Linked DNA regions of Mus musculus: all the other regions are linked to region 2. The links are chromatin loops, found by intact Hi-C in ENCODE. Cell type or tissue: left cerebral cortex. All regions are shown on one strand. Each heading gives the region's core, and the rest is flanking DNA. Links, peaks and the distances in the headings are about the cores only.

What was found. Peaks named below come from ENCODE experiments on the same cell type or tissue, not always from the same donor. Only the 100,000 strongest peaks of a DNase experiment are listed, where the experiment ranks them.
Region 1: a loop joins it to region 2, with 6 times the contacts of the local background. A loop is called at or near these places in 24 of 42 quality-filtered maps.
Region 3: a loop joins it to region 2, with 7 times the contacts of the local background. A loop is called at or near these places in 22 of 42 quality-filtered maps.
Region 4: it touches region 2 in a loop (2.2-fold over the local background); 19 of 42 quality-filtered maps call a loop at or near these places.

The regions. Positions count from the first base shown.
Region 1 is chr2:158,664,594-158,672,024 of GRCm38, reverse strand. Ppp1r16b (protein phosphatase 1, regulatory subunit 16B) reads right to left here and starts at 4,890. Exons shown (of 11, transcript NM_001159662.1): 1 at 4,776-4,890. In left cerebral cortex, for the core only: a CTCF peak has its summit at 4,107; DNase peaks (open chromatin) are centred at 3,734, 4,061, 4,397, 4,871 and 1 more place; H3K4me3 peaks cover 3,572 bases; H3K27ac peaks cover 3,972 bases.
Region 2 is chr2:158,741,181-158,748,611 of GRCm38, reverse strand. It overlaps Ppp1r16b (protein phosphatase 1, regulatory subunit 16B), which reads right to left. Exons shown (of 11, transcript NM_001159662.1): 4 at 1,949-2,094. Among named protein-coding and RNA genes, the nearest start is that of Fam83d, 23 kb to the left of the region's middle. In left cerebral cortex, for the core only: CTCF peaks have their summits at 3,379 (motif pointing right) and 5,988 (motif pointing right); DNase peaks (open chromatin) are centred at 3,357 and 4,687; H3K27ac peaks cover 2,163 bases.
Region 3 is chr2:158,649,325-158,656,755 of GRCm38, reverse strand. No RefSeq gene overlaps it. Among named protein-coding and RNA genes, the nearest start is that of Ppp1r16b, 14 kb to the left of the region's middle. In left cerebral cortex, for the core only: a CTCF peak has its summit at 3,540 (motif pointing right); DNase peaks (open chromatin) are centred at 1,859, 3,261 and 3,551; H3K27ac peaks cover 662 bases.
Region 4 is chr2:158,543,052-158,550,482 of GRCm38, reverse strand. It overlaps Arhgap40 (Rho GTPase activating protein 40), which reads right to left. Exons shown (of 15, transcript NM_001145015.1): 11 at 7,075-7,278; 12 at 3,635-3,775; 13 at 2,689-2,864; 14 at 788-837. Among named protein-coding and RNA genes, the nearest start is that of Arhgap40, 34 kb to the right of the region's middle. In left cerebral cortex, for the core only: a CTCF peak has its summit at 3,524 (motif pointing left); a DNase peak (open chromatin) is centred at 3,513.

The DNA.
Region 1 (7,431 bases), core at 1,683-6,682, 77 kb after region 2:
TTATGTAACTCTATGTATGGTACAAACAGAGCCATGGAAGAAAATTTAGTAGACATTATACCAAGATCATGTACAGCTTAGAAGCCACATCACGCATAGGGGTGCACCCCTATAACCCCAGGGCCCAGGTTGAAATAGGAGAACTAACAGTTCAAGGTTAGCCTCAGTACATAGTCACACACACACACACACACACACACACACACACACACACACACACACACACAGAGCTTAGAAACCCATCACTTTACATAGGATCAAAATCCTTAGGAGAACTCAGAATCCCTTATATGTGTGCTATATATACAATATATATGATCTGTGTTTCCAGATGAAGAAATTGGGGGCCCAAAGAAACAGAACCATTGCCTAAGGTCCAAAACCTGGTGGAAAGTAGAATCAGGATTCAAACCCTGAACTTAAACTGTCATCGTGGAAAAAGAACGGTTAAGCAAGTGTTTGAATGTCTTCTCTCTGTAGGCAGGACCTATAGCCACACAATATTCTGAGCAGCCATCCTAAAGGCTCATTCCTGCCTGGGGCCACCTGGGGGTTCGGTCACCACCTGTCCCATCAATCAAGCTACAAACTGCCCTCACTGAAGCACATCTGCAGGACTCCAGTGGAATGCCATTCTGGATTCTGAGACATCCAGGAACACCTCCCCCCACAGTCACCTGCACTCAGGAATTTCCCAAAAAGTCAGGGCAGGTCCCAAGAGCATACCATAGGGTGATCCACCTCTAAGGAGCCCACTGCTCAGCACCAAGGGGCACAAAGTCAGAGAAACCAAACACTATGCAGCCAGCTTAGAAAAGTGTACAGGAAAAAACACACAATATCTTTTTTTTTCCCCTCAAGGTCTCACCATGTAGCCCAGGCTGTCCCTAAATTTGCTATCCTCCTGCCTCCACCTCCTGAGTGCTGAGATTACATATATACCCAAGCATGCCCAGCTGGCATAGAGCATTTTTGAAGAATTTGGCATGGGGGGGGGGCATGTCAGGCAGAGGGAAGGAGAGAAAACTTTATGCTTGCTGGAAGGGACCAAGAAGGAATAGGAATAGAGAATATAGCCTTCAGTATAAACGCAGCCCCGCTCTTCCTCCCGTGCAGAAATTAATCCTGCTCTTTCTCAGTCAGGCAGCCTTTTGCAGAGAGCCTCCTGATGAGGCTACAGAGTGCCGCTTCGGGTCAGCGAGCGTTTAACCATGCACAGCCCCTGGCAGGATGACCTCTGACTTCTTCCCTGGCCTTCCTACCAGGACCTGCCTGCATCACACTGTTGATTGGGTTCAGCAGTGACTCCCACCCACAGCTCACCAAAGCCATCCAGAGCTTTCCAGCCTGCACACACGCAGTTCTTCCCCATGCCCGGGTGCCTACCCCTCCATTACCCACCACCTGGAAGATTACCACTGAAGAGATCAAATGTGCTCCCACCATACGTGTAGCCCACCTGTTATTGGTAATAATAGACTAATAATAATAGCAACTAACATCTGCGAACACTTATTCATCCAGGGACAGCCCTGAGCTAATCCTTACCCACAGTATCTCTTCTGCTCACTTTACCACCAGCAGGCAGCTTACCTGCATGTGAGGGAAAAGATTCTGTCACACAGTGTGATGGCTCAAACCTAGGGCTCCTTGTGCTCTTCATTCCATTCTTCCTATGGGAGCTTTGACCACACCAGACCCTCTGCCTGCAGGCCTGCCTCTCCCCTGAGGACCGCCCCTCCCCAGAGCTGCCTCGGTTATGACAACCCCTTGCTAAGCACGAGATATGTACAAAGGACCCTGGAGAAAGGGGTCCTCCAGAGGCCTAATTCCCAGGACATTGCCCAGGAGACAGGCTAAAGAGGCTTTCTCTGTCCCAAGAACTGGAGTCAGAAGAAGTATGAATTCCCTGTAGCAGGGGAGGAGGCAGGATCTGAGGGCCCGGAAGGAAAGAAAGAAACAGAGGTGTTACTAACAAGAGTCACTTCCTCCCTGCCTTCCAGCACCCCCACTAAGCGTGTCTGTGTTCTGTGGTCTCACCAGGTCCTTAGAGCCCCGTGAAGATGACCACAGTAGGATTCTTATTACCCAGAAGAGAAATGGGGAAGGGGCTGGGAAGAGCTTTACCCAGAGTTCCAAGGCTTTTCAGCTTAGAGCTGTCATTTCAACTAGACTCATATCGCTTCCTTGGGTTTTGATACTCTTGGCTGTGATGGGCTTGTGCCTGCCTTCCCCCTCCCCCAAGGCTGATCTCTAAGATCAGCCTTATTGTTGAGAGAGAGGCTGTCCTGGTCTGGAATGTCCGTTGGGACCCACTGTTTACCATAGCATAGCAAGCATGATGGGGGTTGGAAGACAGGGTGCTGGCACAGGAGAGCGGGTAAGGTCAGCACGAGAGGGTGTCTTAGGAGATCAAAACCCAGCACTTGAATCCAGGCTGCCTTTGCAATCTGCTGCCCTGTGTCCACTTGGTTGCTATTGGTTAGAACAAGTTCCCTGAGGCTCTAGAACTGGGTTCTCGCAAGATAGGACAAGTCGTTGACTCAAAGGTGCTCTATAGGAAACTTCTGGCCTTAAAGAAAACCACTTCCTTGCCTCGGCTTCCCCTGGCTCTGTGACTCGGGCTCATAAAAACACCAAGCAGCAAGATTAGAATTTAACCTCTGTTCCTCTGCTGCTCTGGTTCCCAGACTCCATGGACAGAAGAGTCCAAAGTCTGTATAGGCACCAAATACCGGCCTTACTTACCTGGTACTTCTAACCAGGAAGTTTAGGCTTGGCTGAATTGTCCCATCGCAAGGGGACTTCCCAAGGGGTCTGAGGCACCTAAGACACAAGTGAAAATCACCTTGAATCGGAAAGAGGCTTTCTTAAAGGAAGCCATTCCAAAGGCTGAGAAGATCTGGGGGCGGGGCGGGGGGAGACAATGGTAGATAGACTCTTGACAGAGTGGTCTATTGTCATCTTGCCCACAGAATTCCAGGGACTGGGGCAGAGAAGATGGGATTTGGGTGACAGGTGGGAGAGAAGGTGGTGAGAACGTGAGTGGGAAAGGCCTTGCAAACAGGCAGCACGCTGGAAGGAGTCACTGGTCCCTACCGCCTCCTACAAGCTGGCTCTTTGTGACATAACTGAGTGAGGGAGGAAAAGTGGAACCCCACATCCCAGCCCCTGCAGAACCACCCACCAGGGTTCCACTTCTGCACCTGGCTAGGGGACACGCCCCGCTCAAACCCTCACTAAAGGCGGGTTTGCCTAGCAGGGTCATCCATGATGCTCCGATGCACCAAGAGCTTCGCGGGAGGCCTCCCTGTTACCCTACAGCGACCATTCACCCCACTTCTTAGAGATCTGTGGTGATGGGGAACCGAGTGCAGGGCCCGCGGGCAGACAGCAAGTCTTCAGCTGAGCTGTGCGGAGCTCAGCCTGGAAGGAAAGCTCCCTCCCCACGGAGGCCGTTTCTACTCCGGTACCTTACTGGCTGCAGGAAATGGCAGGATAAGGCGCACAGAGAAGTCCCCCCACCCCACCCCCCGAGGGCCTGGAGCGACCGCCAGCCCCTTCCCCAGATAGCCTGGAGGGAAACGGCGCCTGGCACTATCGGGCTCCGGGTCCTCTACAGAGGGCGATTCACAGGCCGCACCTGGTGCTCCCGGGAACCAGGAGCTGGTGGGCGCCTCTGACAGCAAGAACAGGAGCCCTTTATGAGCAGTGTAATCACATGGGCGCACAAGCACCGGCTTTCCGTTCTGTGCAGCCTCATCTCTGCCCCCCCCCCCTTCTGATTCCAGGAGAGCAAAGGCTTCCAGGCCTGGCCAGTAGTGGTGGCGCTCCAGTGGGTTGCAGAGAGGGCCGTAGTCACAGCTCACCTAGACCCGATTATCCGCCCGGGGCTGGAAGCTGCATCAGCAACATCTTCCGTAAAGCTGGAGGCAGGGCTGGGAGGGGAGCGCAGAGGAAGAGAGTCTGCATCCGCTACGGAGGCGGGTAGGAGAGCCTCCGGCTCCTCGCTCCCACTCGGGGCGATCAGGGTGCTCTGCGTGACCTTGTGGGAGACCCCTCAGTTGACCTCTGGGGTAGGGCTGCGCCGTTTCTGCCTGTCTTGGGCGCTCGGGGGCGCTGCTCCCTGCGGGAACGGATGCGCGGGACTCGCGAGGAGTGGAGCGCTCTGGGCGCCGGGACCCGCAGCTCGCGCCCAAGGCGGCGGGCGAAGAGGCCGAGAGCATCCCTTCTGGGGAATCACCCCGCCGGGGGCTACCGGGACCGACCGACACTCTCTAGGGGTGGAGATCCCGCACTAGGTCAGGTTTGCCCTTAGGGACGCCTGCCCCCGGGACTTTTCCCACCCCCGGAGCAGCGCTCTCAGCGCGCTGCCTGCCCAGACCAAGCGCCGCCACGCGAGGGGGCGGCGCCCCCATGCCGGGCTCGTAGACCGCTTGCCCAGGGCGTCTGGTGTTCTGTGGTTTCATCACCCAGCCTTGTAACCCTGGCAGACAGTAGCCCAGACAGACCACGGACCTCACATCGCCCCCCAGAATCCAGCCATCGCAGCCCTGCCAATTCACTCTCTACACCAGCCTCCCCATCCGATAGCGAGATGTGGGAGACTGCACCTTTCCAGCACACTCCACCGCCACCGCCCCCCTCCCCAATTATCTTAAGCCACCCTCCCTTGGCTGAGCCACCCCTCTCCACCAGCCAGACTGGAAGGGCCCGAGACACCTGCCCGCCGGATCCGCAGAGTGCAGAGAGGAATGCGGCGCCGCTCAACTCACCCGCTCTCTCGAGCCCTACCCCGGGCGGCTCCGGCCCCGGCTCGATCCGCAGGTCCCAGAGCCGCAGCTGGTGGTGCGGCGACAGAGCCAGCTCGGCTGGGTAGCGAGCCACCGTGCCGCCTCTTGACTCCTCCCTTAAGGCGGAGCCTCAGCTCCCGGGGGAAAGGGGTGGGCCCGCGCATCCCCAAGGGGCTTGTCACCGAGCAACAAGAAGGTCTAGATCTTAGCGCCCTCCAAATGAAGACCCCTTTTCTGAGCTGCAGGAATTTGGAAGCAGCTGAGACACAGTCAGGCTTCAGGATAGTTCTCCTTGACTGTGTCCCACCTCTAACCTCCAGTACAGACAGGGGGGGAAGCCAGGGTGGTATTTTATTCCCATTTGACAGATAGACCCAGTGAGGCCCAGAAAGGGATAATATCCTACCTGTAGTAGCAGAGAATGGGGTCAGTTCAGTGCCCGAAAGTCAATCTCCCACGTTGAGCTTGATTCTGAAGGCTCCACAAACATCAGGAACTTGGCCAGGCCTTATCTAGAGGACGGGGCTATATAGATAGGTCTTTTACCTGAGAAAAGGCAATAGACCATGGCCTGTGACGTGGAGTCCAGTCACTCTTTCGCTCTGGAAAGAGGGGAGGTGAAGAGAAGGAGGAAGGAAGTGGTCATGCCTAGGTTGATGACTCTCACCAGCTGAGGTGCCCGGAAGATCTAGGCCCAGCTGCTTCCTTGAGGTTTCCTGCTAAGAACAAGACCCAAACGCCCTGGGTTTCTGTCATGTAACCTAGGCGGCTGCTGGGCAGAAGATCCTGCAGTGTGTGCCTTCCCTCGAAGGCAATGGGTTTAACTCTGTTTAATCTAATTTTGAAAGTTGCTCCTTTAAATTGCTCCTCCCCCCAGGGAGAGGGGAGAAAGTGGACAAAGAGAAAAGCCCTATCCCAAACATTCTCTGGAATCCGCATTCCCTGAAAGCTGACTTTAGAACAATGGGGTTCTCTTCTCCACAAAGGGCTTTGTTCCTGCACTTTCCCAGCCTCCAGATTAGAGCCAGAGGCACCCAGGGCTAAGCAGCTGGGGAGGCAGACAAGATTCACAGTTTAGGTCTCAGGGATCCTCCCGTAATCCTGTTTGAAACACTCAGGGATAGAACCATAGAACCGGTAAAGCCGGGAGCAACACCAAGTGTACTGATTTCCTTTTTATTTTCTTTTAAGACAGGGTCTCACTCAGCAGCCCTGACTGGCTCAGAACTCACTATGTGGATCATGCTGGATTTAAAAGCAAGAGATCCGGTGACCTCTACCTCCTCAGTGCTGGGATTAAAGACATGTTGGGATTAAAGGCAGGGTCACTACACCCTGCCTGATTTCCTACTTGCTGAATACACTCAGTTACTTTTCTTGGAGGAGCAAAACCCTGTGGGTTGAGTAAGGAAATATAGCTCAGTGGATAGAGTGCTTGCCTAGCAGGCACAAAACTCTGGGCTCAGCCCCCAGTACCCTGTGTGTACACCAGTACCCTGCATGTGTGCCAGTACCAGGTGTGGTAACAAACACATGTAAATCCAGCTCTCAGGCATACTTATGGATTTGAGGCCAGCCTGTCTGTGCCACATGAGACCTTGTCTTAAAACAACAAAACCCACCTCTGGTTGGGTCCTTCGAAGACTTCCCCAAGTCTGAAGTCCCCTTTCATGTGCCCGAGGCTCCCCGCTCAGTTCATTAATAATCCAGTTGTGAATGACGCTGTTTCTGGAGCAATTAGAGACAGCAGAGCAGGTGGAGAAGGCTTAGAGTGAAGTTTAAAATAACCCAGAGGGGCCATTGTTCTCTGCAGAAGGTTTCCATCAAGAGCTGTGGGCGGAGTGGGAGGGGAAACCATCTATCTCTCTTCTAGGCATGCACAGAACTTAGAGCCTGGGTTCCCCCCCTTCCCCGAAAACCGAAGTCTTGACTGGGGTAGGGGGTACCAAATCTGGGTGTTGTACAGTTCACTGACATCTCTCACAGTACTAGACACCCAAAGGGAAGGCATACTGTACTCAGGGGACCCCTGCCTCCTCATTTCAATCCTACTAGGAAGCTATAGCAATCAAGACCGAGACAATGTGGTAAAACTGTAAGAACAAACATACAGACAAATGAAACAAAACTGAGACTCCAGATCGAAGGCTTTGCATCTGCAGCCCCTTCACCAGGAGTGCCAAGGCAGCTCAGTGGAGAAGGAACAGTCTTTAATAAATTGCTCTGGGGAAACTGAGTCACATGCCAAGGGATGAAGACTGACCCCTACCTCACACCACAAACAGAAATAACTTAAAATGGATCCGAAGTTTAACCTACTTGCCTCTGGAGTTTTATTCTATACAGTTTTACTCGATAGCTCAGGCTAGCCTGGAACATGCTATCTGGCCAAGGCTGGTCTTGAACTCCTGATCCTCCTCCCTACTTTTCGAATGCTAAGGTACGGACATGCACAACCACTCCTGGCTCCCAAACCTACCAACTTTCATTTTAGACTTCAGTCTACACAAACAAGCAAAATAAATTTCTGTGATTTAAGCCATCAATCAGTCCAGGATATTTTGTTATGGCAACCATAAGTCAACCAATAATGACCTACAGAACAGGAGGGAATATCTGGAACATATAAGGAACTCTT
Region 2 (7,431 bases), core at 1,328-6,327:
GACCAAGACATGGGCAGAACAGAGCCCAGGGGCACCCCGGAAGAGCAGCCCCTTCAGGCCAGTGGTACCTGTGATGGGTGATCTGACATGACCTAGAATCTGCCTGGGAAGAGCCTCAGTGAAGCATGCTCTAGATGAGGTTGGGCTGTGGGCGTGTCTACGGGGGATTGTCTTGACTGCCTTAACTGACACTGGAAGACTCAGCCCGAAAGTGAGTGGCATCGATCCTGTGTTTGGGGCCCTGGCCTGTGTAGAGAATGCTAACTCAGAGTGCTGGTCTATGTATGAGCGGAGGACTCTAAGAGCTCTAAGCAATCTGGGCAGTCATTTCTCTCCGCCCTTGAGCGATATGACTAGCCGCTCTGAGTTCCTGCCTTCATTTCCCACAAAGAAGGACTGTAACCTGGAACTGTAGGCCACTGCACGGATCCTTTCTCCCCTAAGTTGTGTTCTGCCAGAGTACTTATCCCAGCAATGGAGATGAGAGTGGTACCCAGGCATGACTGTGGCGCTCTCTACGGCAGAAATCCCTGAGTAGCCATGAACACCATATGCAGCTCTGTGGATTTTCTCCACCACTCTAAAAGAACCCAGGAGGCTGGGGAACATAAATTTTACACTTGTGCCTCACGTGGTTCCAATACAGACCAGCAGGAAAGTACACGAAGCTGCCATTTCCCCTGACCTCAGGGACCTCCTGGGAGGTCTCTGATGGGTCTCTGATGCTCTGCCAAGACCTGTTGGAGTGGTCATCTGCTCTCCGTCCCTCGTCCCTGAACTCAGACACCGTCAGTCTCTAAGACCTCACCCACTGGCCTTGCTCTCCTAGCCTGTGTGCCCAGGGCCTGGCACAGGCCCTCAGGATGTAAGACGGGGAACTAGGAAGACATTAGAAAAATCCCTTTAAAAATTAAAAATGGTTATCACAGAGCCCAGCAATTCCACATCTGGGTATGTTTCCAAATGAACGGGAAGCAGAATCTGGTCCACAGCACCACAATGCACAGCAACCAAAGGGTCGCAACAACCAGCATCCACCAATGGACCAACAGATACACAGTCTGTCTCTGAGCCAACCATCAATGGACCAACGGATACACAGTCTGTCTCTGAGCCAACCATCAATGGGCCAATGGATACACAGTCTGTCTCTGAGCCAACCATCAATGGACCAACGGATACACAGTCTGTCTCTGAGCCAACCATCAATGGGCCAATGGATACACAGTCTGTCTCTGAGCCCTCTACAACATGGATGAACCTTGAGGACATTGTGCTAAGTGAAATAATCCAGTCGTGAAAAGACAGGCATTGCTTGCGCTTAAATGAGCTGCTGGTGCAGACAGAGGTAGGGTGCGGGAGAACAGTAGTCTGGGAGTGAGGGCAGGGTGGGCATAGATGGGGATGGGACAAATCATCTTGGTTGATAGTTGTGGGCTCTGCAAGGTGAAGTGAGTTTCAGAGATGGTGGTGACAGTTCTCAACAAGGGAGACAGCATGGGCTGTATAAAACAGCCAGAAGTTTAAAGTGCACGCCATTGGCATTGCGACCCAAAAACTGTAAAAAGAGTAAAAACTGTAAAAGAAAGAGACCACATGGAAAAGACGGAGAGGTCAGGAGTGATGGAGAGAGAGAGAGAGAGAGAGAGAGAGAGAGAGAGAGAGAGAGAGAAGTAAAGACACATACACACAGAGAGAGAGAGAAAGCAGTAAAGACACACACACACATACAGAGAGAGAGAGAGAGAGAGAGAGAGAGAGAAAGAGAGAGAGAGAGAGAGAGAAGGGGAGTTTGGGGAAGGAAGATAGAGCAAAGAAAACTGATGGCCAGGGAGGAGATGGAGGGGGATTGGAAGAGCGGGAAGAAAGGCATGGAGGACTAATGAGCACGGAAAATGCCATTGTGGAGGTGGCACACAGGCTGCCCCAGGGAGGGGTGGGCACGTACTACTGAACGAGGATCTTCACCAGGTTGATGTGGCCGCAGGTGGCTGCCGCGTGCAAGGGCGTCCACAGCTCGTTGTCCTTGGCATTCACGTTCGCACCGTGGGACAGCAGCAGCTTGACAATCTCTTCAAAGTTGTCAATGCAGCACTGGGAGGGAAACAGAGGCAGAGTGAGGTCAGGCTCGGCCCATGCCTTGGCGGGGACACAGCTCACATGCTCCCCACCAGAGATCCCGAGGAGAACGAGGAAAACGGCAGAGGCGGAGCCTGAGTATTGTAAGTTCTGCCCGTGACTTTCGGTGAGGCCCTCTTAGGGAAGTTAATAATGAGAAAGGTAAAAATAGCCTCAGCAAATGGCCCCGTCAGCTATAAAGTGTTTTTATGAGTGTTAGTGGGGCTGCAGACAATTTGAATGCGCTTTTAAAACCCCAGACAGCTTTCTCCAGGCGACATCTTAAGGGGACTCTTAGCCCATCCTTCAGCTCAAGGACTGCTCAGGTGCATTTGGCTTTTTACAAATTTCAGATCTGGGAACGCAAATCTTACGGAGGTCCTCGAGTGACTGAGACTCCTCCCAGCAGGTTCTGGGGGCTCTGGCACAGACAATTCACAGAGATAGCCTGTTTGTGCTCGCACCTGGATGGAGCTAGGGGTATAGGTGGATGAGCCCCATCAGGTGGGGCGCGGGGTCCAATCCTGCAGCTCCCCCAAAAGAACACAGGTTCTAGGGACAGAGAGTGAAAGGCTCACCATGGGACACAGCCTCATCCAGGGAGGACAGAGGTGGGGACAGAGGGTGGGCCAGTGGCCGCTCTGCAAGTGTGTATCAAGGGACGTGGGCTCACCCCTGCTGTCTAGTTAAGCCAGGTTTGGTTTTCAGGGCACTGTGAAGGAGAGGGTGTGTGTGTGTGTGTGTGTGTGTGTGGTGTGCATCCAAGTGCATGCACATGCTTGTGCAAGTGCACATATCCACATTGAGAGGGACAGAGAGAGGCTATGTTGAAGTCACCTAATTAAGGGATAGTGTTGGCCTGGCCAACGTAAATACACACACACACACAGACACACACACACACACACACAGACACACACACACACACACACACAGACACACAGACACACACACACACAAATATATGTTTGGAGAAGAGTAGGAAGCCAACAGAAAGATCAGGAGCTCCTATGTAAGCCCATTGACACCAGGTGGGGGTGGGGTGGGACACTAGCACAGCCCCAAGCATAGTCCCAGCCAGCCAGGACTCTGCAACAGAAGAACACACAGGAAAGGAGCAGCCGTGTGCACAGATGGTGCCACTGAGCCAGTTCTTCCTACCAGCTGGTCTAGCATGGCTAAGTCTGAAGGTACTTTTCTGGACAGAAAGGGAAAGAAAGATCAGCCCATTAGGGCTTCTATTGTCTCATGGGGCAGGAGAACCATGCAGGAGCACAATATAACCAGTAGAGGGAGACACAGGCGCTGGAGTGAGGCATCAGTAGAAAGGAAGTAAGTAGTCCCCTGGTTGTAAGGAGGTAAGACCAGGGGATTGCATACCTAGAGCTGAGGGGTCTTGTGGGAGTGATCCCAGGATGGGTGCAGGGGTGTCTATGAGGATGGGGTGGGGGTGGGGGGCAGAGAGCAGGCCCTGCAGTCACCATGGAACCACAGTGGGAATTGGCACCTGCAGTAGGCTGGCTTCTGTGGCTTCATTTCCCACATCCGAGAGAGCCAGCTGAGTGTTTGCTCCTAAGTGTCTGTCTCCATTCCCGAGGCTCAGCATGCACTGCATCATCTCTACCTCCAGATGCCCTCTGCTTTACCGTATCTAGTCCTGCAGTGTGACCTCTGCACATCTCACAAGGTTCCCCTTGTCCAAGAGAAGCAGACCTGAGCTGCCTGGCTAGCCTTCAGAGGCTCTGTGGGTATCCCAGCCACCCCTGTTGTATGTAGCAATACACAGCTGGGAGGCCACAGCATGCTGCTTCATTATCAACAGGAAAGGCTGATACTTCTGGAAGGCCTGTAGAACCAGACACTAGGCAGGTGCTCTGGCCATTCACTGCAGCATTTAACCCTCAAAACAATCCTGGGGCTCCTCTCCTCCCCACTGGCTCAAAGAAGCACAAAGTCACTCACATAGCCAGAAATAGATTCATTCAAGATTATATCATCAACATCCAACACTCTCAGTACTAGGGAGGTGAGGCAATGGGACCATAGTTCAAGGCTAGCCTACGCTGCATAGTAAGATTCTACAAAGCTAATCAAATAAGAAAGCGAGAGAGAGAGAGAGAGCCGAGCGTGGTGGCACATGCCTTTAATCCCAGCACTTGGGAGGCAGAGGCAGGCGGATTTCTGAGTTTGAGGCCAGCCTGGTCTACAAAGTGAGTTCCAGGACAGCCAGGGCTACACAGAGAAACCCTGTCTCGGAAAAGAGAGAGAGAGAGAGAGAGAGAGAGAGAGAGAGAGAGAGAGAGAGAGAGAGAGAGAGAGAGAGAAAAGACAGACAGACAGACAGACAGACAGACAGACATAGGGTACCAGCACAATAAAAAAAAATCATTCTATAAAGTCCAAACAGTCTGACTCTGAAGGTCCCATTCTCAACCTGGCCAGCCCCACTTCCTCTATGCCTCTAATTACTCCCTTACTCTCAAACTTGCAAGGCTGAGCAGCTCTTTCAAGCCTCTGTGGGTGTTCGCTCTGCTCCAAATGCTGCTTTTTTTTTTCTTTCTGGCAGACTCTTACTCATATGCACACAATACTCATAAGCTCTTACTTCAAGCCCCAGCTCAGGTGTCCTTCCTCTTGGAAGCCTGTGTCGCTTCTCCTTTCAGGCAAGCCAACAGCTTCGAGCTTCAAGCTGCAGATACCTCTGCTTCCATCCGTGTGAACGCTGACCACACGGCGTCACCCCAGCTGTTATGTCTAGGCCTCTGGTCACAGCACACCACACAGTCTGTAAGCACGGCCTCTTCCTAACCCTCTATCCCTAACCTGACACAAGAGTGGGTGAGTAAAAGGGACTGTTGGATGATCAAGAATGAGAGTCTGTGGGACAGCGTGGGCAGACGCCTCCTAAGGACCTTCCCAAAGTGGAGCCAAGTCAAGTGTGGCCAGGCTAGCGTTAGGGGAGAGTGCTACATAGCTAGGTTCAGACCCTGGGTAGTTACCTCTCCTTGTGTGTTCCTAGAGGCTCAGTAGCCCCCAAGAAAAGCAGGACCCAAGGAGGTCATGTGATCAGCAAGGAAGAGGAGGAGGTAGGGTGGGAAAGAATGGAAGGAACCCCAAATTCAAGGGAGGGTCCCCCAAAAGTTTATAAAGGCAAAGATAGCACCTAGAGAGATCCCTGGAGCCCTTCTAACTACAGTATCCAGACAGTCAAGGCTACTGTTGTTAGCCCTGGCTCTGCCATGATCCACCGTTTGACCTAGAACCCAGAGATTTTATATCTAAAATGGCCCCATCTGTGTTTAAATTCACTAAAACTAAGTAAGAGTTAGAATCCAGTTCCTGTCACATTAGCCACAGAACTCTGTGGCCACTATGCTGGTCCATACAGACACACAGGACATATATCCACATCTTTGTCCACAGAATAGAGCTGCCCCATCCCGAGCCTCAGTTTCTTGAGATATAAAACAGGATAACAGTGTTTCTGAGCGTGGCTATGAAGATCAAATTGAGATATACCAATGAGGTGCTTTGTGAGGTAGGCACATGATAAACTGTAATCATAAATCTTTTTTAAAAAGATTCATGTATTTACTATTGTATATACTGTTCTATCTACATGTATGCCTGCAACCAGAAGAAGGCACCAGATCTCATTATAGATGGTTATGAGCCACCATGTGGTTGCTGACAATTAAACTCAAGACCTCTGGAAGAGCAGCCAGTGCTCTTAGCCTCTGAGCCACTTCTCCAGCCCCATAATTCAAATCTTTTCAAATGAGATTATTTAAAAAATCTTTAATTGCGTGCATATGTTTATGTGTATGTAGGCATATACATGTGTGCATGCAGGTGCTTGTGGAGGCCAGCAGAGGGCGTCAGATCGCCTGGAGCTGGCATTACAGGTGGTTGTAAGCCTGACACAGGAGCTAGGAACTGAACTCTGGTCCCCTGCAAGAGCAGTATGTGTGCTTAGCCGTGGGAGCGTTCTCCCCAGCCTGATTACTGCATAGCTTCTGGTAAGTGTTGCTTGCAAGGTTTTACCTCTGCTCATTCAATCCTCTCTGCAACCCAGGGAGATGGAGACTCTCTCTCTCTCTCTCTCTCTCTCTCTCTCTCTCTCTCTCTCACAGGAGAGGAAACTGAGGCACAGAGAGCATAAGGAATTTGTCCAAGGTCACACACAAGTGAGTGACAGTTCCAGGCCTCAAATCTAACTCTACCCTTATGGCTATCCCATCATTAGGCCTCTGGCTAATGAATACTACCCAGTCTCAGTGGTTGCCTTTTAGGTCTCAAATCCAAGGTAGACTGAGGGTCACGCCTCTAGTGTATCCTCAGCACTCCAGAGTGAGTGAAGCTGGACTTTGCTTTTTTTGGGGGGGGTTGGGGGGGGGAGCGTCCTTGGGTAAGACCCAGTGAGGTTACTAAGCCAGTTACCTAAGTGTGGATGCCTGAGGCCCTAGAGGACAGTAAGGGCCAAGAGTACACAGGCAGACAGCCTTCCAGCTCAGAGCTGAATGCGGTGGGTGTGGCCTTGTCCCAGCATCTTACAGGTATCAGATATGTGTGGCTTGTCTCAGTCCATGGGGTTCAAGCTGCCTGGTTTCTCCTCACCACTCTACCCTCAAGTCTGTCTGCTCAAAAACTCAGGCAACAAGCACAGGGGAAGGGTCAGGTATGGTCATTCACTGATTCAGTGTGCGCCTGCTGAGTGCCTACAGTCTGCAAGCATGGGGAAAGATGCTGGAACACAACAATGGACAGAAGATGCAGGCTACGTTGCGGTGAGGCTCAGCTTCTGGGATGAGGTCATCTCAGAGGGTCAGGCTAGTGCTAAATGACAGGAGAGGATGGGTCACTTGGAAGAAGAGAGTACCTTTGTCACAGTCCAGCTCTCAAGCACTTGCTGGGGACAAGAGCTACTGAGTGAGGACACGGGCAATGGAGAACAAATGATAGGGAGGAGCCCGCTGTGGAGGCTGAACACGTCAGGCCTCCAGGGTCTCATGCAGGACAGCCGAGATTTGTCCTTTACTCTGAGCATTAGGAAGGAGACACAATACAGCCTTGAACTAAAGCCAACTTTCAGCTTTTGGAGAAAGAATTCCCGCAGGACTAACCCTTGGGGGCTACAGGCTGGCCGTGGAAGACAAAGCTTCTATGTGGGTGGTGACAGCCAAGGCCATCCCCAGGCAGGGAGGGATGTCACCACATTCCCTTGGAAAGGACATGTGTTCGATAGCACCCACTTCATGGCCATAGGTCTTGGCCATGTGACCTTAGACAACAAAACAGTCAGTCGGCTTTGTC
Region 3 (7,431 bases), core at 1,434-6,433, 92 kb after region 2:
CCCAGCATCTTCAATGTCATTTTCTTGCCAAAAATACTTAACCTGATTTTAATCATGAGGAAAATTTAGACAAATCTAGAATGTGGGACATTCTAGAAGCCTAGAATCTCTTAAAAGTTAGTAGCCCTTTTTAAAGGTGGGAGTTATTCTAGGTTAATAGAGACTAAAGAGGCATAGCTCACTCTCTTGTATGTGTGCATGCGCCTGTGTGTATAAATGTATGCATTTTGATTGGATCCTGGATAGGAAAAGGGAACAGCTAAGAAAGGAAGGCAGGTAGCTAGGAGTTCAGGTGTTCTCTGTCCATGAGGAGATGGTTAGAACTTGATTTTGTTTTTATTTTATGTGTATGAGTGTCTGTCTGCATGAATGTGCATCACGTATGTTCCTGGTGCTTGAGGAGGCCAGAAGATGGCATCAGATCCCCTGGGGCTGGAATTTATTATAAGAGGCTGTGGTCCCTGATGCCCCTGGGAATTGAACCTGGGTCCTCTGGAACATCAGTGAGTTCTCTTAATGCTGAGACATCGTTCCAGCTCTGTTCCTTGGTGTTTTAACTTCTCTGGAGCTTTAAATAAAAAGGGGGGGGGTAGGGTGGGAGAGGCAGAGTCCTTGAAGATCTGCAGTCTATGCCCTGGAGTGAGGCCTGGGATCTGCAGTTTTAAAAAGTGCTCAGATGACTGGCGTCTGGTACAGGATGTCACCACCTCCAAAACCATTTTGGATGCCCCCACAGCAGCCTGTGCCAGACGTTCAGCCCAACAGTTTCGTCTCGCCCTTTCCCCTCTGCCTGGTTCATGTCTCCACCCTTCCTTCAAGTCCAGATTCAAATGTCACTTCCTCAGGGAAGACCTCCAAGAGTACACTCAAAGACTGGAGAGATGACTCAGTGATTATGAGCACTCTCTTCCAGAGGACCTGAGTTCAATTCCCAGCACCCATACATATGACAGCTCACAGACCCATATACGTTAACCTATATACATGAAATAAAAATTTTAGTTAAAAAAAATAATAAAGAATACAGTCACTCAGAGCCCCAGGCACTGGGCTGTAATTTTGTATCCAGTTGTGACTATTGAATTAATGTTGCCCCCTCACATTCGGCAGTGTCATAGTGTCATGGCTCAACCTCCACTCCGATGCATATGTTAAAGTTCTTACCCTCAGCTCCTCGGGCTATGGCTATGTCTGCAAAGAGGCTCTTTGCTATGGCTTAAGTACATATGTGTCCCCTCGAGGCCAACTTGCTGAGTACATGGGTCCCCTGGGTGGTACTACTGGGAGTTTCTAGGTCATTAGGTCAAGTTCGCAAAGGGCACTGTGGAAGCCTGATTTCTCCCTCATTGTCTTTCCATCCTGATTTGTGGCATCAATGGTTTTGCTCTGCCAGGTCTCCTGTTGTCGTCTGTAGAGTTAATTTAAGGCAGCTTGTCTCAGAATAAGAAGCTAAAATGCAGCCAAGTAATATTTTAGAAGTTATGGGGCATAACCTTCTTCACTCCCATTTTTGTTCAGTTGCACAGTGGCTGCGGCCCTCAGCTCTCCAGTTAATCTTCTGTTGTCTGTAGTTGAGCCTGGATATCACTGCCTAGCAAAGAGGACAGGTTCCCCAGTCGTGATGTGGGACATCTACAGCAGGTGGAAGCCTGCATGTTCCCACCTAAAGCAAGGGAGGAAGAGCTCTCCGAGTTCTTAAAAATCTAGACTTAGGAGAGACACACACAGTGCTGAGGTGGTACGACAGGATGTTTATCCCCGGACAGCAGGCAGGTTGAAGAGCGGCCCAGCTTCTGACCATCAGGAAATGTAACTATGGCAGCCAGGATGTAAGCCCACAGCCACGTGACAGAGAAGGTCTGCCAGCGTTCTTGCAAATGAGGACTGTGGAACCTTGGAGCGACATGGCATTATGTAAGAAAGTTGGATGCACAACCAGTCACCCCAGCAAGCAGGCTTAGGGTGTAGCTCAGTGGGTAGAGTGTTTGCCTAGCAAGTGCAAGACCCTAGCTTCGATCCCCAGGGCAGCGGTGGTGCACACCTGTAATCCCAGCACTTAGTTGGTGGAGGTGAAAGGTTCAAGGTTAGCTTGGGGTACACGAAATTCTGTCTCAAAAACAATAGGAAACCTAGGAAATGGCCATGCCTGCCTAGAGAAAAATCCCCACCTATGCAGTAGAACCAATGTCCATCTGTAAGAGCAAACACACAGCAGGCTAAATGGCTGCCAGCAGGGAAGTAATGGGACTCTAAACAACAGAAATGAACTGAAATGGAGCTATCCGTGGAACATGTCACGTGTGGCCAACAGGACGGAGGAAAAATATAGCCACGCTGGAAATGACACCCGCCGTGGGATGTCTCTGTGTTTTAGAAGTATGTGACAGGCACATGTGCAGCAGAGGGCTAGTCTCCTCGATGATCCCTATAGATTGGCTCAGCTTCCCACATCGCTGGGGGAATAAAACTGTAAAGGTCACCGCTCTGCTGGCTTCTCACAGGGTTCAGTCCCAACAGACTAATGGTAGGTCCCACAGAACAGCGGGAAGTGAGTTAGTTGTGTCTCCTGGCTGAAGACCCCAGACCCTGTAAGTGGGTCCCTCCAGGATGTGGCCATTTCTCGCTCCCCTCACCTCAGTTTCCCTAACCATAAAATGGGGATGATAAAATCTCTTATAGTCACTATGTGGGATGGGATGGTGTGTCTGGTGGGTTATAAACACTGAGCAGGCATTACATTCCTTTTAATATGGCCTACTCTCTATCATTGCAAAGAAGCCTTTTCTCTCTCTCAAGAGAAAGATTTTGTGTGTGTGTGTGTGTGTGTGTGTGTGTGTGTGTGTGTGTGTGCCACAGGCCAACATCTGGTATCTTCCTTACGTATTCTACACATTATATAAGCCTTTAAAAATGTTTGCTTTTATTTTATGGGCATGAGTATTTGCCGGCATGTGTGTATGTTCAGCACATGCATACCCGATGCCCTCGGAAGTCAGAAGAAAGCCTCACACCCTCTAGAACAAGAGTCACAGGCAGCCGTGGACTGCCTACGTCATCTGCAAATGCAGCAAGTGTGGGGGTTTCTGTTTGGCTTTTTGTTCATTTTGGGGTTGTTGGTTTTTTTGGCTTGTTTATCTGTTTTGTTGTTGTTTTTTTTTATTTTGTTTTGTTTTGTTTTTGAGACAAGAGTTCTCTGTGTAGCCCTGGCTGACCTAGATCAGGCTGGCCTTGAACTCACAGAGATCCAACTGCATCTGCCTCTTGAGTGCTGGGACTAAAGGCATGCGCCACCACGCCAGACACAGCAGCAAGTGTTTTTAATCACTGAGACATCTCTACAGCCCCCATGATATATATATACATACATACATATATATATATTGTTTTTTTTGGTTTTTTTTTTGTTTTTTTTGTTTTTTTTTTTGTTTTTTTACAAACATTTAACCCACAACAGTGACAGACTGTGAAGATCTATGGAGTGAATGAGTTACTTAAGAGTTTCGGAAAAAGAGCTGTGTGTGCAGATTCTGTTGGCCACTAGGTGGCAGCATCCCCTCTGTCAAGGCCGGGAGTGTTCTGCTGGGATCTGGTTGGTTGTCGAGATCAGGGTTTTGCTGTGCTGCCTGGGCTAGCCTTGAACTCCCACTCCTCCTGCCTCAGCTCCCAGTGCTGAGATTACAGGCAGGTGTCACTATACCTGGACGTTTCTCTGCTTTTACAGGACAGATCAAGGCTGGTGGGAGCTCCTTTGGGGGTGCCCTGGAGAGGGAGTTATGAGTGACGCAACCCTTTCACTATGCTCATGAGTTCTACCTGTCCAAATTTAGAAAGGGAGTATCCAGAACACCCTGGCTCTGTCCCACACATCTGGGCACCAGCTGGAAAGAGTCTATGGCTGACCTGGAGACATCATCTCCCAGGTGTCTGGTGAATAATGGAGATTGCTGGGGGGTTAGGGGGTGGGGGTGGGGGCGTGCCTACCGTCCTTCAGGGTGGCCCACTGAGATGGTTTAACACAAGTTTCCTACTGCAGGGTAACTAGGCTCGAAGGTAGCTTCAAAATCAGAAGCCATGGTTTGTCCCTTGAATCCCAGAGCTCAGGAGGCAGAAGCAGGTGGAGTTCTGCGAGTTATAGGTCAGCTCAGTCAACCTAACAGTCTACGTACAGTTCCAGATTAGCCAGGCATAGTGAGACCTTGTCTCGAAATCAGCAGCAGCAGCAGCAACACCATCATCATCTTTAAAAGATAAAATCCAACCAACCAATAAAAAATAGCATGCACTTCCAAGGTTGTCCGCAGAGCCCCTCTCTGGGTCACCATGTCACCAAGGTTGTCCGCAGAGCCCCTCTCTGGGTCACCATGTCACTGGATAAGATTAGCACTACGGTCCTGACTATGTCAGGCTGACTGACTTCCCTGGTTCTGGGTGTTAGAGATCCACAGTTGAGGGAGCAAGCCTCAGGCACACTTTCTTCTGAGCCCTCACTCCTTGACACGTTCCCAAATGACCTTTCCTCTGTGCACATGTGCCATGGCGTCTCTGTGTTTAAGTTCTCTCTTATAAAAAAAAAACAGCAGTCAGACTGGATTAAGGCCACTCCGACAGCTTCATTTTAATTTAATCACCACTTCGAGGCCCCGGTCTCCAAAAATAACCCCATGCTGTTGGGAGCCCAGACACCAGCATATGAAGTGGGCATGGACCACAACGGGGCCCATTACAGTCATAGAGCATGGGGTGCATTCATCTTGCGAAAATGCATTCTGTTCTTATGGTCTTGTCCGGAGCCAGATTGTTAAGTGCATTGCCACTCTGACCCCCAAGCCTTTGACCCTTAGATAAAGGGTGGTCCCAGCAGGAGGCTGGCAGGCAGGGGTACTCCCCTCTTGTTCAGCCATCCTGAGCCCCTGCATTCTAAGGATTCCTGACGCCTGTGGCAGGCTCCACTAGCCACTGTCATCTTACATCCCCTTTGTTGCACTGGCTACGGTCTCTGCCACTTACAGCCTGCTCCCCTCTCGAGAGAAGCACTTGCTAACACATTTTATTGCACAACCTTGTGCAGTCAGTTGCACAGACAGGAAGACCAACAGTGAGGACGTGGAGGTCCCTGGCCACAGAACTGGTGAATGACAGAGAGAAGACTTGAACCCAGCTCCACCTGGCTCCTGGGCCTGAGTTCTTGCTACTGAGTCTGAGAGCACTGGCCTTCAGTAGCCCTTTCTTCTGTGCTCCCCCCTCCCCTGATCAGTCCTCTCACCAAAGCCTAGGCTCTTCAGTAGCTCAGTCTACACTGGATCTCTTACATGCTTGTAGTTGGCCTCCCTCGAGAAGCCTCCCCACCCACACCCCAGACCTGGGCTTATAGACAGAAGGGGAACCAGGCCTGCCTTGTTCTTCACACCACATCCCCATGACATCCACAGGGCTGAACTTCCTCACTCTGCCCCCACAGTGGCTTAGAGCACATCAGGGACTTGTTTTGGCCAAAGGGATCCCAGCCAAGAGAATACAGGCAGGAGCTCAAACGACTGACTATGTGCCTGGCTTTCTTGGAACACGCCCACCTCATGCATAGAGCCAGAGAAGAGAGGCTGGCAAATGGCCCAGTCCAGTGAAGTGCTTACCACCAAACCTGAGGACCCGAGGATGGATCCCCAGCAGCCACACCTAAGGCCAAGAGTGGGTGTGTCACCCCAGCCATGAGGAGGACCAGACAGACAGATCCCTGAACTCACTGGCCAGCCAGTCCAGCTAAACTGGTGCACTTGAGCTTCAGCTTGTCACAAAAACTAAGGTGGGGTATGGCTGAGGAAAACACTTGAGGTTGACCTCTGGATGACATGTGCCCATCCACGCACACCACCACTGCCACCGCCAATAACAACAAACCAGACAGACAGACAGACAAACTACTGCTATACAGCGTTGATAAATTGGCTCAGCAAGTGAAGGCTCTTGCTGCCGAGCCTGACGACTTGAGCTTAATCCTGAACCCCACATAACGAAAGGAGAGAATTGATTCCTGAAAGTTGTCCTCTGACCTCTACACATATGTCATGGCATGTACACACACACACACACACACACACACACACACACACACTATAGATTTGAAAAAGGAAAGCCTAGAGAAGATCTTCATTGTTTTGAGACAGGATCTCACTATGTAGCCCAGGCTCTCCTGGAACTCACTATGTAGACCAGGCTGGCCTCAAACTCACAGAGATCCACCTGCCTCTGTCCCCAGAGTGCTGGGATTAAAGGTGTGCACCACATGCCCAGCTAAACTAAATGACAGGAAATCAACAGGACATGGTGGGGGCATGCCTGTAATGTCAGCCCAAGGGAGGCAAAGGCACCAGGTAGACATAGGCCCAGAGCCAGCCTGGTCTCCAGAGCAGATATGAGACCAGCCAGAGCTTTTACAGGGAGAAGAGACTCTGTTGAGAAGGGCCCAATCTACCCCTCATCCCAGAAACCCTAGCTGAGACTCCAGACATGAGTGAGGCCACCTGGGCTACCTGTCCCAGTAGGTCTCTATGACTGTAGACACAGCAGAGACTCTGACATGATGAGCTGGAGATGATCCTCCCAGTGAGACCCAGCAGGAACGGCAGATCCCTGGGATACTGGACCGATGTAGTAATCCTTTGTACTGGCTAGTTTTGTGTCAACTTGACACAGCTGGAGTTATCACAGAGAAAGGAGCTTCAGTTGAGGAAATGCCTCCACGAGATCCAACTGTAAGGCATTTTCTCAATCAGTGATCAAGGGAGAAAGGCCCCTTGTGGGTGGGACCATCTCTGGGCTGGTAGTCTTGGTTCTATAAGAGAGCAGGCTGAGCAAGCCAGAGGAAGCAAGCCAGTAAAGAACATCCCTCCATGGCTTCTGCATCAGCTCCTGCTTTCTGACCTGCTTGAGTTCCAGTCCTGACTTCCTTTGGTGATCAACAGCAACATGGAAGTGTAAGCTGAATAAACCCTTTCCTCCCCAACTTGCTTTTTGGTCATGATGTTTGTGCAGGAATAGAAACCCTGACTAAGACATCCTTATGCACTCAGAGAATAGGAGCTCAAGGTTTCTTGTCCGTTGTGGATGCCGATCAGTGGACAGGAACTGGATCTTCAGAACCACTCAGAGAGCCCCCAGTCTGAAAAAGACCATGGACCAATATCCTCAAAAACGGTCTTCCAACTCACCACCCGCCACACATTCTACAGAGAGAAGCAGAAGGTGGTAGTTAGCCATTCTGTAATAGTCTTGCCCCTCTGGGCAGGTAGGGGACTCCGATTCTGAGACCTGTGATATCTGTGCCTTTCTCATTATCCCTGCACTCGTCCCTCATTCTCTGGATGTCTGGACTTGGGCACGTCTTGGAAAGCTGTCTAGTGTTTGCCCAGTACCAACTTCACACTCCTCTAACAG
Region 4 (7,431 bases), core at 862-5,861, 200 kb after region 2:
ATCTTTTCAAGAGCCTCTCCCCAGGCAAGGTACCACCTTCTGATTATAGGAGCCTTGCCGTGGCTCACAGTTACCCCCTTTTTTTTTTGAAGAGACTTCTTCTGTTAGTAGAAGATGCTTTGCCAGGAAATGCAGTCCCCAAGCATCCACACCAGAGGTGTCAAGGACCAGCAGCCTTCAGGGCTGATACAGCCATATAAGCATGCATCCCAGCGCCCCCTGGTGGATCTGGCAAGCTCCTAAAATACCTTCCCTAGCCTCTAACACTCCTTCCATGCAAAGCTGCCTTTCCATCATCACCCAAAGCTTGTGGACCTGGTGTTGTCTCCCCTTCTTGGCCACTGGCTCTCTGAGGGAAGCCTGGACCCTTGGACCAGCAGCCTCAAATGCACGGGGAAATTATTAGAAACACAAGCTCACAAGATACCGCCATTTCTCATCACAGTCCTGAAAGACTCTAATGCCCTACTCAAGTTTGAGGGTCATTGCTTGTCCCTGGCTCTCACAAAGCAAGGACACTTGGAGCCAGATGCTGCTGAGCCTACAGCATCCATAAAGACTTCCACATTCAGGGCTGAGATTCCCCTCCCCTAGAGTGTCCTTGAGACATCCGTGGGAGCACTGACAGCTTTCACACCAAACACTAACCAGGAGTCAGCTCTGGGTAGAGCTGCCCACGAAGGAAGAGTGCCTAAGTCAGCCGTGCTCATCTTGACCCTCACGGCAGGGGAGACGGAAGCCTGAAGCCCCCCCTCCCTGTAGATTCACTTCCCACCAGGGAACTTACCAATATTTCCTCCAACTTCATAAACAAGGAAGGTGACCGGCTTCGTGTTACTGTAAGACAGAGAAAAACGTCCACTGGACTCTGCTACACAAGGCAAGGCCACCCCAGGTCTGGAAGGAGCATCCTCAGGGATTTGTGGTCCTAGTAGGAAGGGCCTGAGGACTCTTCTGAGAGAACAGGAGCCAATGAAAGAGACCAGCCTCCAGAAGCAGAGAGGGGAAGGGAGAGGCAGGGAGGTAGTCAGTCCTTGGGAAAGATCAGCCCCAGGTGCTCTGCCACAGGGCATCAGAAGTGGGCTTCAGGGGGTTCGGTCAGGGTGACAAGTGGAGCGAGCACCCTGCTGTGAGCACCGGCTTCTGCATCAAGGAGGAATGTGTATGACTCTGTGTGGGTTATAACAATACAAGTGTATAATTATCCGATGATGATTATAGGTATCCTGGATTTGGATCCAGGATCTACCCCTGACTAGCTTTGTGTCTTTGGACATGCCTTTGGCCTTTGATTTCTCATTAGTATCAGAAGGAATTGGGTCAGACACTTGGTAAGGGCTGATACTCTGGGGGTCTTTGTGCCAACCCCAGGAAGGAAGCTCCCAAGGACTCCGGCTGCTACTCCTTGTGCCTGGGAATGACAGCTACGTATCAGCCCCCTGATGCATTTGGCCACACCGTTTCTTGCTTCCTTAGGACCTCTGCACATGCAGGGTTCTGTGCCCGGAAGCCTTGTTTGCTCCTCAGGTTACAGTAGGCACCTCAGTGCAATTCATGTTATATAAGACAATATAGTGTTTAACTTGACTCAGCTACTTAATTTATGTCTGTCTCTTTTCTCATGGCATGAGCCTGTAAAGGCCAGAACCTTTGTTGTTGTTGTTGTTGTTTTTGAGACAGGGTTTCTCTGTATAGCCCTGGCTGTCCTACAGCTCACTTTGTAGACCAGGCTGGCCTTGAACTCAGAAATCCGCCTGCCTTTGCCTCCCAAGTGCTGGGATTAAAGGCATGCACCACCAACCCCCAGCTGGTTTTTTTTTTAAATATTTATTTCTATTCTTTTGTTTGTCTGTTTGTTTGTTTCTTCCTTCTTGTCTGTCTTCCTTTTGTTTCTTTCCTTTTTTTTCATTTTTCTTCTCTTCTCTTTTCTTTTTCCTTTCTTTCTTTTCTTCCTTCCTTTTTTTCTTCCTTCCTTCCTTCCTTCCTTTCTTTCTTTCTTTCTTTCTTTCTTTCTTTCTTTCTTTCTTTCTTTCTTTCTTTCCTTCTTTCTTCCCTTCTTTCTTTCTTATTTTTTTTGACACAGAGTTTCTCTATTTAACAGCCCTGGCTGTCCAGGAACTTGCTTTTTAGACCAGGCTGGCCTGAAACTCAGAAATCTGCCTGCCTCTGCCTTCCCAAGTGCTGGGAAGGCGTGCGCCACCACAGCTGGCTATTTATGTTTAGTTACGAGTTGGGGGTGGTGTACATGCACATGTGTGTGGGTGTCTGTGGAGGCCAGATTGCTGTGTACCCTGGAGCTGGAGTCACAGGTGGTCATGGGCTGCCTGACTAGGGCAGCTGGGAACCGAACTCCAATCCTCTGCAACAGTGGTCAGTGCTCTTAACCACTGGGCTGTCTCTCCAGCCCCTCTGTTAAGGCCTTTCATTGCCATTTTAGCATTCCATGCACCGTCTGATCTACAGTAGCTATTTATTAATATATATTAAAATCAGTAATGAATGGTGGCCCTTTTCATTATTATTTGGAGCCAAGAAGTTCTAAAAAGGCTGACCACCACAGAAAGGGGAAGGCCAGGGACAGACATGTGTAACTCCTCATGGCCTTCAGCTGGAAGGGACCAAACCCTATCCCTCTCCACACCATGCAGGGCAGAATGGAGGCTCCTGCCTCAGGGAGGTGGCACTTACTGTGAGAGAAGGCTGTTTGGGTTCTCACTGCCCTCTTCAGGCTGTGAGCCAGGGTTGAGGTGCTCTGTGAACAGCTTCAAGACGTGGGTCACCCTGGTGCTAGGATTCAGAGGCACCTGCAGAAGATCCATGCTAGGCCAAGTCGCCTGGACCTGGATCTTTGCCACTTTGGGAGTCTGGAGGTGAAGATTTGGAGATAAAGAATCAAGACCCTTCCATCCCTGCAATTCATGCGCACGTGTAATACTTAGACCAGTATTCAACATCACATGCATGCACAAGCCCACGTCTACAGCCAGGTGTGGAAATGCATGAACATACGAGCTACATACAGATGTGCACATGTACACCCTGGCTCATGTCTGCTGGTCAACACACACAGTCACAGATACAAAGACACACACACATACACACACACACAGATACACAAACAGACATACAAACAGAGACAGACACACACACAGAGATACACAGGCACACAGAGAAACACAGACACACACAGACACAAGACACACACACACACACACACACACACACACACACACACACACACACACACGACTTTCCCAAGTGGCTGTGTTGAAAACTCCTTCCTGCTCCATGTTCCGGAAAGAATCTTCGATTCTTCCACATCCCTGTTCCTCAGAGTAGCCCTATCCACTTTCGGAACCCCGCCCCAGGCTCACAAAGGACTTCCTAACCATAGGGCCAAGTCAGTGACTTCCAGAACCTCCCACCAGGCCAGCTTCCCATCCCTCAGCCCCTGCCTCTGGTTTCGCGGCACCAGCTCCTTGATCTCTGAGATGCGGCTCCGGCGCCGCCTGGAGGTCACAGACGGTTATGCATGGCAGTTTGGTGGCAGGGCCTAGGAAAAACCCGGATGCCCGCCCCTCAACCTTCTCTCCCCCTTCGGTTTCTCCATTCGCCTGGTATGGGAGCCACTCACCGCCTCAAGCCCTTCCCCAGCCTTGTCTCTGTCCACGTGTGTCCTCCACAGCCAAGTCTTGAGGCCCCCATCACAGAGCTGGGAACGACGGCCATTACTGTCATTCAGTTTTCGCACTTGAGCTACCAAGAAAGAGGCGACCTGTCCAGAAAGAATCATGTTTCAGCTGAGTTGATATGGCAGTGGCAAGCAAGGCCCCATTTCAGCCACCGCTGCCTCTCCCGCACAGGGCTTGAAACGGACACCTTGAAGCAGCTTCCAGAGATGTTAGAGGTTTAGCCCCAATGAGGACCCCGGAGTATTGGACTCAGGATCGAGCAGTCCCTGGAGCTACTGGACAGAGCTGTGCTTGAGAGAAGCTTCTCACTGGCACACCATGCAGAGATGTCCCCCAAACACATCTGGCCTGCAGAGTTCCTGGAGAACTGCAGGTCAGCTCAGCCACTGTGCAGTGTGAGAATCTAGCAAAGACCCAGCGACCCTCTTTCCAAGGTTCGACAGACTATGAGGTGTAGAAGCCTAATCACAGTGACACGCGTGGAGAAGTTGATGAGATTTCTATCTTGCTGTATACATCTGGGCTGTTTGATACTTTAAAAAAAAACCAACTAGTAAAAAACTAGTATTTAAGGAATATTTAAAAAAAAAAAAAAACTTCCTATAACAGGAAAAAGGTAGCATCCAAGAGCTGTCAGGTAAGATCACTGGCAGCTCTTTCATTAGCTGGTCCCTAGCATCCAACATCACGTGGAACTCCCCCTATTTGGATTTGATGTCTTCTTTTGACCTTTGCAGGGAGCAGGGCCATATGTGGTGTGGCCACACCCATGCAGGCCAAAAGTTCATACAGATAAAATAAAAATAAATCTTTAAAAAATTGCAATTCACTGTGTTTTAATAGCAATGTAAGTTAGGGGGTTGCATGCAAAGAAAAAGGAATTATGGGAGTCTGGGAGGCAGGTAGGGGGTTTTCAGCAGAACAACTGACCCTGAACTGAGTCTTTAAAAAAATAAGCATCCCTTATTTTTTGTTTTGTTTTGTTTTTTGAGACAGGGTTTCTCTGTATAGCTCTGGCTGTCCTGGAACTCACTTTGTAGACCAGGCTGGCCTCGAACTCAGAAATTCACCTGCCTCTGCCTCCCTAGTGCTGGGATTAAAGGCATGCGCCACCACATCCAAGTTCTGCCTTTGGAGAAAGGGAAAGGAGTATCCAGGCAGAGTGAAAGGCTTAAGCAGAAACCCAGAGATGGGAAGCCCAGGGTGCATTTGAATGCTTTGCTGGAATATATTAAGTGTGTGCCTGTGGTGCTGTGAATATGCTTGGCCCAAGGAGTGGCACTATGGTGAAGGAGGTGTGGCCTTGGTGAAGGAGGTGTGGCCTTGGTGAAGGAGGTGTGGCGTTGTTGGAGGAAGTGTATCATTGTTGGGGTAGACAATCAGACCCTCCTCCTAACTACATGGGAGCCAGTCCTCTGGCTGCCTTCAGAACAAGAACAAGAGGTAAAACTCTCAGCTCCTGCACCACGCCTGCCTGGATGCTGCCATGCTCCTGCCTTGATGATAAAGGACTGAACCTCTGAACCTGTAAGCCAGCCCCAATTAAATCTTGATCTTTATAAGAGCTGACATAGTCATGGTGTCTGTTCACAGCAATGAGACCCTGACTAAGGCAGTGCCTCATGGAGGGCAGAAGAGGGCATCAGAATCTCTAGAAGTGGAGTTATAGACTGCTGTGGGCTGCCACATGGGTTCTGGGAATCAAACCCAGGTCCTTTGGAAGAGAAGTGTGTGCTCTTAACCACTGAGCCATCTGTCCAGCCCCCACCGCTCCCACTGCTGATGCATTTAAAACAGCAGCTGGCTCAAGTCAGAAGATCTGGGGCTACTCAAAGAAAAATGCATTTACTCGCTTCTGGAGGGATCCATCTAACTTGTGGATGAGGGGAGGGATAAGATGGAAGATGGGTAGGTGGACAGGTATGTGGTGGGTAGATTGGGGTAGATGGGTGGCTAGTGAATGGGTATGCAGGTAAAACACTGATGAATGGCTAGCTGGGTGAGTGGCTGGGTATATAAATGGGTGCAGAGTGGATAGATGAATAGATGTGAGGTAGGTGGGTGGGTGGGCACATTGTTGAGTAGGCAGTGGGTGGATAGAGAGATGAGTATGAGTCCACGGGTAAATGCATAAGGGATGGGTGAGTGGGCGGATAACAGATGGATGGATGACTGATCGGTGGATGATGGATGGTAGGTAGATGATAAGTAGATAGCTAGATTAGTGGTGAGTGGTGGATAAGTGGGAATTGTTTGGTCAAATGGGTAGGCAGATGACTGATAAGTGGGTAGTTGGATATGTGGGTGGAAAGTTGTTTGGGCCAATGGGCAAATGGATAGGAGACTAATGGATTGAGCAAATGGCCTGAGCAGCCCCCGTGGATGGTGCCAATTGTGTGGTAGGAATACTGAGCGCTAGAAGGATCATCTCGGGCTCCTGTCCCATCTACAACTTCCGCAGACTAGGACCAGGTGTGTGATCCCTTCTGTGTGATTACCTCCCCCCACCCCGATCCCACTCCTGCTTCTCTGCATGTTTTCAGGGCAATGTTCTTGGTGGGAGCAGGGATATCTCTGATGTCTGGTTTTGGCCTCCCTTGGGCAGGACTTATGCCCCTGAGTCGCAAAGCTGGACACTCTTGCTAGAGTAAACTAGGGGTGATGGGGGAACCGGAGGGCTGCGAGTTGGCTGAGAGGTTGGGGTTGTAGAGAAAGAAAATGTAGTCTTCTTAGACTTGAATGCAGGGAAGAAAAATCCTGGCCTCTGCACAGTCCCTCAGAGTCCTAGGAAGAGCTCTAAGTAGTGGCTCAAAACATGGCACCCATGATAGAGGGAGTGGGTATCTGTTACCTCCTTCCAGCCTAGCTAGGCTGGCTCAGACCATCCGCCACTTAGGCAGAGCCACCTGCTGTACTGCTTCTCATCACTCTCCTTTGATATGCCACTACCTGCTACCTGTCTGAGGCCAGACCAGACCAGTACTCGGAGATTTTCTCGGAGTTAGCGCGCCTAACTGTGATCTTCGTGAGTTCCTACTAAAAGGCTGTTCTGACAACTTCAAAGGAACTTTGTGTGACTGGGAATGGGCCTCCTCTCTTCTTTATAAAGCATGTTTGACATTAAAGTTGAGTCTTGATCAGAATTCAGTCTTGACTCCATTTCTCTCTTTACCCGCCTAGATTCCCTCTTTTCTTCCAGATTCCAAGATGCCTTCCAGGCTGGAACCCAGACATGAGAGCCTCAGGCCGGCCTCAACAGGTATCTACACCAGGGGAGTGCAGAATGGTGGAGCCTGTGATGGATGGACAGGCAGATGGACAGATGATGGACAGACAGATAGACTAAGACTAATGGATGGATGGACCCACTGCCATCACTCACCGTCCAAAGCAGGTCCTGGTACTGCACCATCATGCACACCACTTCAGCTGCGCCCTCTGCCAGCTGCTTTCCACCCTTGGTGAGCTTGGGAGGCCGCCCGCGGGGCAGGAAGAGACTGGGGACCATCACTGTGGAAACATTCCACAAGGTCATCTTGTTGTGCTGCTCCTGGGCTGCCACCTTCCTGAGGAATTCCAGGAGTGCCTAAGGAAGGACACAGACCCTGCCTTAAGTTCCAGCACAACTCTCTTTGTAGGAGTCTGGGCAGGAAGGGGGTGGATCACAGCTACTGTCCACTGACACCCAGCAGCCAGCCTCTCACAGGTGCTGCCATCTCTCCGATGGTAAGTCAGCTGC